Regions from separate parts of the Homo sapiens genome. Here region 2 is linked to region 1. Evidence: chromatin loops called from intact Hi-C (ENCODE). Cell type or tissue: heart right ventricle. All regions are shown on one strand. Links, peaks and the distances in the headings refer to the core of each region. The heading gives the core; the rest is flanking DNA. Region 1 overlaps TRAF3IP1 (TRAF3 interacting protein 1). Region 2 has its middle 44 kb from the start of LINC01940.

Evidence for each region. A loop is a pair of places that touch in the nucleus more often than their neighbours do. Peaks named below come from ENCODE experiments on the same cell type or tissue, not always from the same donor. Only the 100,000 strongest peaks of a DNase experiment are listed, where the experiment ranks them.
Region 2: a loop joins it to region 1, with 5 times the contacts of the local background. A loop is called at or near these places in 16 of 110 quality-filtered maps.

Annotation. Positions count from the first base shown.
Region 1 is chr2:238,355,247-238,359,631 of GRCh38, forward strand. It overlaps TRAF3IP1 (TRAF3 interacting protein 1), which reads left to right. Exons shown (of 17, transcript NM_015650.4): 15 at 758-834. Among named protein-coding and RNA genes, the nearest start is that of TRAF3IP1, 37 kb to the left of the region's middle. In heart right ventricle, for the core only: a CTCF peak has its summit at 2,287 (motif pointing right); no DNase peak of the experiment used is centred there.
Region 2 is chr2:238,968,294-238,972,678 of GRCh38, forward strand. No RefSeq gene overlaps it. Among named protein-coding and RNA genes, the nearest start is that of LINC01940, 44 kb to the left of the region's middle. In heart right ventricle, for the core only: no CTCF peak of the experiment used is centred there; DNase peaks (open chromatin) are centred at 2,368 and 3,998; H3K27me3 peaks cover 1,687 bases.

The DNA of each region.
Region 1 (4,385 bases), core at 261-4,260:
TCTACCCTCTACTCTCCCTGTCTCCTCTACCCTCTACTCTCCCTCTCCCTGTAGGTAACAGTAAAATAGGGCTTATACTTACATTTGAAAAACAAACAAATAAATAAATGCATATGCATGTGCATGTGTATTTACTGATACCTACACTTATTTCCATCTTGCTCTTTTTAATTTGACAGCAGATGCAGGCTTTCATTTTGCAGCAATGCAGAGAAACCATCCTCATTTCCTTCATAGCCACGTCGTCCTCCACCGTGTGGACGTACCCTCGTTTATTCAGTCAGCCTCGGGCTGATGTATGCTTGGGTGAAACACTATTCCAAAAAACTTCACATGATATTTATCCCATGAGTAAATTCTGAAAGAAGTGGAATAGTCTTGCCCCAGTGTAAAAGAAGTATCCGTACTTAGAAGCATTTCTTGTTATTTCTGTTTGTAATAAATGGCTATATTTTTGGATGTCAATCTACACTCCTTCTTAATCTTTGAAAATAGAAAATCTATTTTATTTCTAAAGCTTTTTACTTTTCAAGGAGCTGATTTCCCTGAAACACTTTGAAATGTGATAATTTCCACTACCAGCTGTCTATCACTCTTGTGTACTATCTCCTTAACAAATAAAGATTATTTGAAACTGTTTCAGCATAAAAAGAGATAGGATAAAAACTTAGTGTTTTTCCCACCATCCCACCCATTTAGAATAGGTTTTTGGGATAGAGAATAAACTTTTAACATAAAATCACTGATTTTTCAACAGGTGGACTTGTGAAAAAAATTTTGGAGACGAAGAAAGATTATGAGAAATTGCAGCAGTCACCCAAACCTGGGGAGAAGGTAATGGAATGATTTCCATAAACACTGGCATTTTAGCAGTCTGTTTCATGCATTTACAGACTTTTACAAGTTGGAGCATCTTTCAATATTACCATTATCAGTGATGTCTGTTTGCATATTTAAATGCCATTCCTGGCCAGGCATGGTGGCTCACGCCTGCAATCCCAGCACCTTGGGAGGCCAGCGCAGACAGCTTACCTGAGCCCAGGAGTTCGAGACCAGCCTGGGCAACATGGTGAAACCCTGTCTTTACAAAAAATACAAAAATTACCCGGGTGTGGTGGCGCATGCCTGTAGTCCCAGCTACTTGGGGGGCTGAGGCAGGAGAATCGCTTGAACCTGGGAGGTGGAGGTTGTAGTGGATTGAGATTGTGCCACGGCACTCCAGCCTGGGCAACGGAGTGAGACCCTGCCTCAGAAAGAAAAAAAAAGCCATTCCTCCCTCCTCCCAGTTGGGAGGATATAAAGTGTGGGACTTCCTCTGTGGGGCTACTTCCCTGGCCTGGTATCCAGCCCCGTCTTGGGAGGGGGCAGCGGCTTACTTGGGGAGCTCAGGAGCCAAGAGCCAAAGGCCTGTTGGGCTCTGACTCCCTGACTCTCCCCTTCTGGCCTTGCCCATCCCTTCTCCCAGGTCCTGTTTGCAGACTGGGAGGCTGGCTGCCTGATCCTGGCTGATTGCAAAGTAAGAGACTGGGAATTTTTTTTTTTTTTTTTTTGAGGTAGAGTCTCGCTCTGTCGCCCAGGCTGGAGAGCAGTGGCATGATCTCGGCTCACTGCAAGCTCCGCCTCCCGGGTTCACGCCATTCTCCTGCCTCAGCCTCCCGTGTAGCTGGGACTACAGGTGCTCGACACTGCTCCTAGCTAATATTTTGTATTTTTAGTAGAGACGGGGTTTTACCGTGTTAGCCAGGATGGTCTCGATCTCCTGACCTCGTGATCCACCCACCTTGGCCTCCCAAAGTGCTGGGATTACAGGCGTGAGCCACCGCGCCTGGCCGGGAATGTTTTTAAGTCTTTTTTTTAAATACATGTTCTATTGTACCTGGTTCCCCGCAGTCTCCCTCACACATGTGTGATGTGCTTTTGTTGGGACCTGTGGCCTCTTGCCAGCCACTACCCTTTCCTTGGGCACATGACCACTAGGGCGGGCACCTGTGGGCCAACAGGGTGTGTCTCAAATGCCACAGCCAGGTTTCTCTTACAGTCACTTTAAAGAGGAAGAAGAATTTTTTTTTTCTTTTAAACAGAAGTTTCTTGGATATTTAGCCTAATAACTCAACAATTTAAAAAAGTTTTATATATAGGGATGTGTGCACACATACGTACACACACATGCACACATATATGTATTTCTCCCCAGCTGAATTAATGGTTGTTTTAGATAATTTTGCTTAACATGTCCTAGTTTGTCACAAAGCTAGGGCCTGAAATAGCCAATGAGAACTGTGCAATTGAGACTAACAGTAGAGGGAGCCCTTTTAACAATAATAACTGGAGAATGTTGTCGGCGGAGGCTTTGCTGACAGCACCACTGTTTGCCTTGCTGAAAGGAGAAATGCCTTCTGCAGTTTGTTTTTTCATTGATGGAATGTTAATACATTATAGTCCTTTCTGTATGCATGAGGGGTTGTCCTGGTGTCCCTGGTGGTATTTCTGAGACCCAGTCGAAAACCCTGAATGTGTCCCTCCAGGCTCCTAGTGGAGGTCACCTTTGAAGCCTCCATTGGTTTCAATTTTATAGCTATGATTTTTACGCAAAGCATATTAGGATTGTGTTTCAAAGTCTCCTTGGAAGAGTAAATTATTTCAGATTGGTAAATCTTTGGGCTTCAGAAGATGAAAGGAAAAGTGTCCTTTTTTGGTAAACATCTGCTGTTTTGAAAAAGAGTGGTCAGTGAGAACTTCAAAGTCAGGGTTGATGTATGTTACAGTTAGGGGAAAATCAGCAAGTGTCTGTATGATTTTCTTTAGGATATTGATAAACATCAGACTTAAATTTAACTTGTTGGTCTTCTTAAAACATTTTTGTTACATTTTTTTTTTTTTTTGAGTCAGAATCTCGCTCTGTTGCCCAGGCTGGAGTGCAGTGGCGCGATCTCGGCTCACTGCAAGCTCCGCCTCCCGGATTCACGCCATTCTCCTGCTACATTTTTTTTTTAAATAAATAAAAATGTGGCCAGGCGCAGTGACTTACACCTGTAATCCCAGCACTTTAGGAAGCCAAGGTGGGCGGATTGCTTGAGGCTATGAGTTTGAGATCATCCTGGCCAACATGGCCAATCCCCTTTCTACTAAGAATGCAAACATTAGCTGGGCATGGTGGTGCACACTTGTAGTCCCAGCTACTCAGGAGGCTGAAGCACAAGAATCGCTTGAGCCCAGGAAGCAGAGGTTGCAGTGAGCTGTGATTGCACTGCTGCACTCCAGCTTGGATGACAGAGCAAGCCTGTCTCAAAAAAAACATGTAGGAAGAGCCAAAGTCCTTTTTCCCCCTGCCCCAGTCCTGTTCCCCCGAGGGCAGTCCCCAGGATGAACTTGGTGTGTATCTCTACTTTGGATGTGCCTCGTGGTGTTTTTTGAGTTTCTAATGTCACCCTCGTGTTGATCTGTTATGCAGGTTGCTTTCTTCATGCAGCATGTTTCTCTCTCTCATGTTTTGATACATGTAGATGTAGTTTATTCATTTTAATTGAAGCCTTATAGTCCATTATTTGCTTATTAATTACTCTATTGATGGACATTTAGGTTTTTCAGCCATTTCCTTTCATAGACAATGCTTCCATGGCTCCTCTCCATGCCTCCTAGCATTCAAGAGCCAGTGTCTCTTCCAGCAAGAATCAGGCCACTTTCTGTAAAGGGCCAGATAAAAATACTTCAGGCTTTTTGAGCCAGATGGTCTCTTGCAACTATTGAATTCTGCCGATGTGGCATGAATGCAGCCGCAGCATTAGACCATGTAAATGAGCATGTGTGGCTGTATTCAATAAAACGTACTTTACAAAAACAAGGTCCAGGCTGTGGGCTATAGTTTACTGATTTCAGCTTTGGGGGTTATGCCCAGGCTTAGAAGTGCTGTGCCAGGAAGTACACAGATCTTTAGTTTCACCAGATAGGCCACTTTCCTCCTCAAAGTGGCTGTACCAATTTATTCTCCCAGTACAATGAACATCTGTTTCCAAACATCCATGCCAACGACAGTCAAGATAGTGAACACACTCATCACCCTCCACAGTGTCATGTGCCCTTGGTGAGCCCATCCTCCAGCCCATCTCCATGTTCCCCTTACCCCACGCCCCAACCCCAGCAGCCACCCCTCTGCTCTGGTTCACTGTGCTTTAGTTTGCATTTCCTAGAATTGTGTTTAAATGGAATCATGTGATGTGCACTCTTTGAGGTTTTTTTTTCAGTCTGGCCGTTTTTACTCAGCATAATTATTCTGAGATTTATCCATGTTGTTGCAGCGTGTATCTATAGTTTATTTGTTTTTATTGCTGAGTAGTATTTCATTGTATGGATATACCACAGTGTGTTCATCCATGTATCAGTTGATG
Region 2 (4,385 bases), core at 230-4,229, 610 kb after region 1:
ATCTCCCTGCCTCGAGGATAAAGTGGGTGAAGCCTGAGGGCTGCTCAAGGGTTTTAATGACCTACATGAAATGGTGGCTTGATGGGGCCCATTGCGCTAAAGAGATTCTTATAAAATAGACACGGGGGCAGCTAGAAGCTTCGGGCTCCTCCGTGTCCAGTGGCCTTGGGCAGCCTCCCAGCTCCATGAAGCCTCAGTCTTTGCATCTGTGTAAAGGGGACACTCACTTCTGTCCCGCTTCATCCATAGAGTGATAGACACGTAAGCTAATGTGTGAGAGAACGCCCTGACAATGGGGAAGTTCCTACAAGTATGAAGCTTTGCTTGCAGATCTCAGAGAAAAGAACAACGGGTGGTTGTGGAGTCCTAAATTCCCTATTGCCATGTGTTTGCTCACTTAGAGGACAGTGAGGATGGCTTTGATTCCCCAACGTGAACCACAGTCATCGTTTCTTTACCCAGTGTGGTCAGCCCTGAGACTTGGGCTGAGGCTCCAATGCCATCCTGGGGGCTGGGCCTGCTGGAGCTCCTGGAACCCCGGAGGGAGTAGCCCTGTGCCCTGGGGGCCCCTCTGTCTCTGCAGTCTGACATCGTACAACCCCCAGCTCTCAGCCATGCTGACATTTGACCCTCAGTTCCTTCTCAAAATATCCCTGACAGTTCCCTGGATGAAAATGCAGTGGCATTCAATGAAAATTTATGTGACGGGCCCCAGAGGAAAGAGTCAGGGCCCTGATGGGTTTGTTTAAGCCCCACCCACCACCTCTGCTGACCCCAGCCCTAATGACAGGGTGAGCTCCCAGCTCCATCAGGAGTCGCAGTGGGAGGCTCAGCATGAGGCTCCGGTTACCAGCCGCCCGCAGCCTGCCAGGAGGAGCAAGCAGGGGTGGACACCAGTCCCCAGACCTCAGGCCCTCGGGGTCCGCTAGGGAGCTGCCTCCTGCACCCCTCCCTGCACCGCTGCACCATTCTGACGCTGGCTGCGGTCTGGCTTTTCCTTCCCAGACCTTCCCCTGATCAAAGCGAGTCCTTCTCAGGTGCCCGACCTGCCCAGGTGGCCCTGCACCCGAGGCCCAAGATCTGCCCAGTGGAAGGAGAAGAGAAAGGAGCTTCCTTGCCTGGGGTGTTGAGGACCCTGATGGGGGAGCCCCTCATCTTATCACCCATTATTTTGCAGGACTGAAAAGCTGCCTCCCAGCAATCCCATGCAGATGTGATCACCTAAGCAACATGGTGACCTGCAGAAGAAGAGAAAGAGAGGGAGAGAGGAAAGGAGCGTGATGTGCAATATCGGGATCTGTCCTCCGCATCTGTGACCTGCCCAGACGGCCCAATGGGACACTTGACCTTGCCTCATGGTGCTGTGGTCCAATGTATGACTCCAGCGCAAGATGAGCCTGAGGAAGGGTGGCACTTAGCTGGGTAGGATTTGTGCCTACGTGTGCCACATTTCTTGGATAAAAATTAAAATGGTTAATAACCTCCTAGAATAATGTGGAAAATCGGAAAGGATTCTGCAGGACGCAAGCGGCCAGAGGAGGCACACACAGCATCAAGCCCCAGATGGGGGCCCTACCTCGCTCCTCTTCCTCCCTCTTTCTCTTCCCTTTGGTTTTGTGGACTCCATGGGGCTTCTCCACCCCTTCCTCTGCCTTCATGCCATGTGAGAGGAGGGAGAAGGCTCATCCCCCCAGCATCGTTCAACAGTACCCAGCCCCAGTCACGCCAGGACCCAGAATTGATCAGATGCCAACAGAAGGCACTGAGGGTGCCTCAGGTAGAGGGCTTCTGGCATCTGGAGCGTGGCATGGGGAGAGTAGGAATTTGTGGGTGTCAGGTGGGAGGTTGTGGGTTCCCCCAAAGGGCTGGCTGGGAGGAGGTGGTAGAGCAGGTTTCAGACCTTGTGGGTGGACACCTAGGCAGGATTTTCCTGCCCCTGCAACCCAAGGGCTTTCAGGCTGAGGTTCAGATGGGCTCTTTCCCCAAGAGCACTGTGCTGGGTTGGGTCCCCGAGTCTCTGCATCAGTTCCTCACAGAGTTTCCAGTTCTCTGGAATCTCTGGAACCCCGGCCCCTGGAGTTCCCAGTTCTCTGGAATCTCTGCAACCCCGGCCCCTGGAGTTCCCAGTTCCCTGGAATTCCTGCCCCTACATCTCCGCTTAGCCAGTCCTTAGCCATCCTTCAAGGCTGGACACACAACCCTCACATGTACCAGGCAGACCCCAGCCCCATGCATGCCCACTGTAGACCATCGGTGGAGGCTCTCCCTCCTCCTCTCTCTCAATCACCTGCCTGAGGAGGCCGAAGGCCAGGTGTGACCAGCCAGGCTGACCTAAGGCCCCTGTGACTGTGCTGGGCTCTCCTCTGCCACCTAGTGGCCAACCCCTGAAACTGCTGCAGGCTTTGCCTCTGACTCAGGGGCTGACCACGTGGCCCCTTCCAGGTCACTGGATGCTCTTGGGGGCTCTTCTCCTCACCCTCCACATGGGCAGCATTGCTGACCTCAGTAGCTGCCCACAGAGGCTGTGCTGCTCTTCTGCGGCCGGGGTTGAGCCCTGGGTTCAGATGGGGGATGAGGGCTCTCTGTCCTTGACGTCAAGCTGTCTGATCTGTTTGCTCTTGCCACCCTCTGCTTGGTCTCTGGGGTGCCACCTTCTACCCAGCCCTCACTGAGTGTGAGGGCAGCCCGCTGAACAAATTGGAGGCACGTTCCTGGGGCCGGGCTGGAGTCTTGGGTGCCTCAGCCTCACACACATCCCAGAGTCAGGCCCCCCACCCCCGCTAGTTATCCACAAGGGCCCACAGGACACTTGTGCCTCTTGGAACCCCATCCTCCCAGGAATACCCCAGAAAGGCAGAGAGTGACCTTCATTTCATCTTTATTCAAAAATCTTAGTCTCAATCAGCAACCCAAGATGGCATCCCCCTCCGTTGTAGAAGGTCCTCCGAGTCCTCATGGGAACAGAATTCCTGATGCCTCCAAGTCCTTGAGGGCCTGTGGTCCTTGCTGCACAGCAACACACTTCTCACCTGACTAAGGACTGGGTTGGGGGCTCACTGCTCATTCCTGGAGGGGCCACAGAGCCTGGTGCAGCACTTGGTGTATGGGGGCAGATGGATGTGCAGCCAACCATGGCCAGCCATGCCCACTGCAGGGCTGCTTATGCCAGCCTCTGCCTCCCTTGTAGGACAGTGAACTCCAGCTCCAGCAGCCTCCCCCAGGACAGCTGCTGTCTCTGGCCACTTACCAGGGCTGGGCTCCATGGAGGTCATGGCAGATGCAGATCTTCCCACAGCTGGGAGGCTGCCAAGGCCAGAGGCAGGTGGAAAGAAGCCCATCACCTGGGCAGAGGCCCCCAGGGCAGATCCTGGTACTCACCCATAGCCCCCTGCCTCCTGTTACCACAGGCTAGACAGGGATGCTCAAAGCCCCCAGAATCTGCTTCCTCGCTGGAACCGAGCCTTGTGTGAGGCCGCTAGCGGACTCTTAATGTCCAGCAACCCCCATGTCTCTGAGCCCGGAGTCAAGTCAAGGAGCATGCAAGCCCCAGCCTGAGAAGCTTCTAGGCACCCTCAGGCCCCCATCAGACAGGGGGAGATGTCAGGGTCAGGAGGAGTCCAGAGGTTGCCCAGCAATGGCCACCTGAGCAGGGACTGAAGTCCCTGTGACTTGCATGACTAGACTGCCTGTCCAGAGAAGGTTCCCCTCACCCCAGCCTTGCCCCCAGATGCTATGACGCGCCGGGATTCTGCCCATCCCCACACCTCTGGTGTGTGCACCAGCTGCTGCAGAAGCAGACCAAAGGGGAGCAAACACGTGTTGTGCTGGTGTCACACAAGGCTCCCTGTGCCCTTCCACAGATGGACGGGGTGGGGATGTCAAGAACACACAGCCAGTCAGGCAGCCCCAGATCCTGTGCCCGTGCCTCACTGCTCAACTCTGTGGCCCCCACAGTGAGGGTGTGAGGCATGCCACCTACATGGGGCCTCATGCAATGTGTCTCTGTAGGGATGTCCCAATGCACCAGCTGCAGAATGATGAGCACTGGAAGACTGCCCCTCCCAGGCCCCCTCCCTGAGACCCGGATCTGCCTGCTCTCACCAGGAAGACGTCCTTTCCGTGTTCGATGGGTTGGACTGAGGAGGGGTGGTCAGGACATATCCCTCGGCTGTACACACCTGAAAACACACCCCTTCCAGCATCCAGCTCTGCAAAAGTGAACCTTAGGACTTCCTCCACCCCACTAACAGCACTTTGGAGAGAACTATGTCCACCACTTGGCAGGTTTCAACTATTTGAGAGTAGCATCTCGATCCACTTCTTCCAGAAACTGTCTGTCTGGGTATCCTGAGCAGCACAGCCTACTGAGCTTCATCAAACTTCAC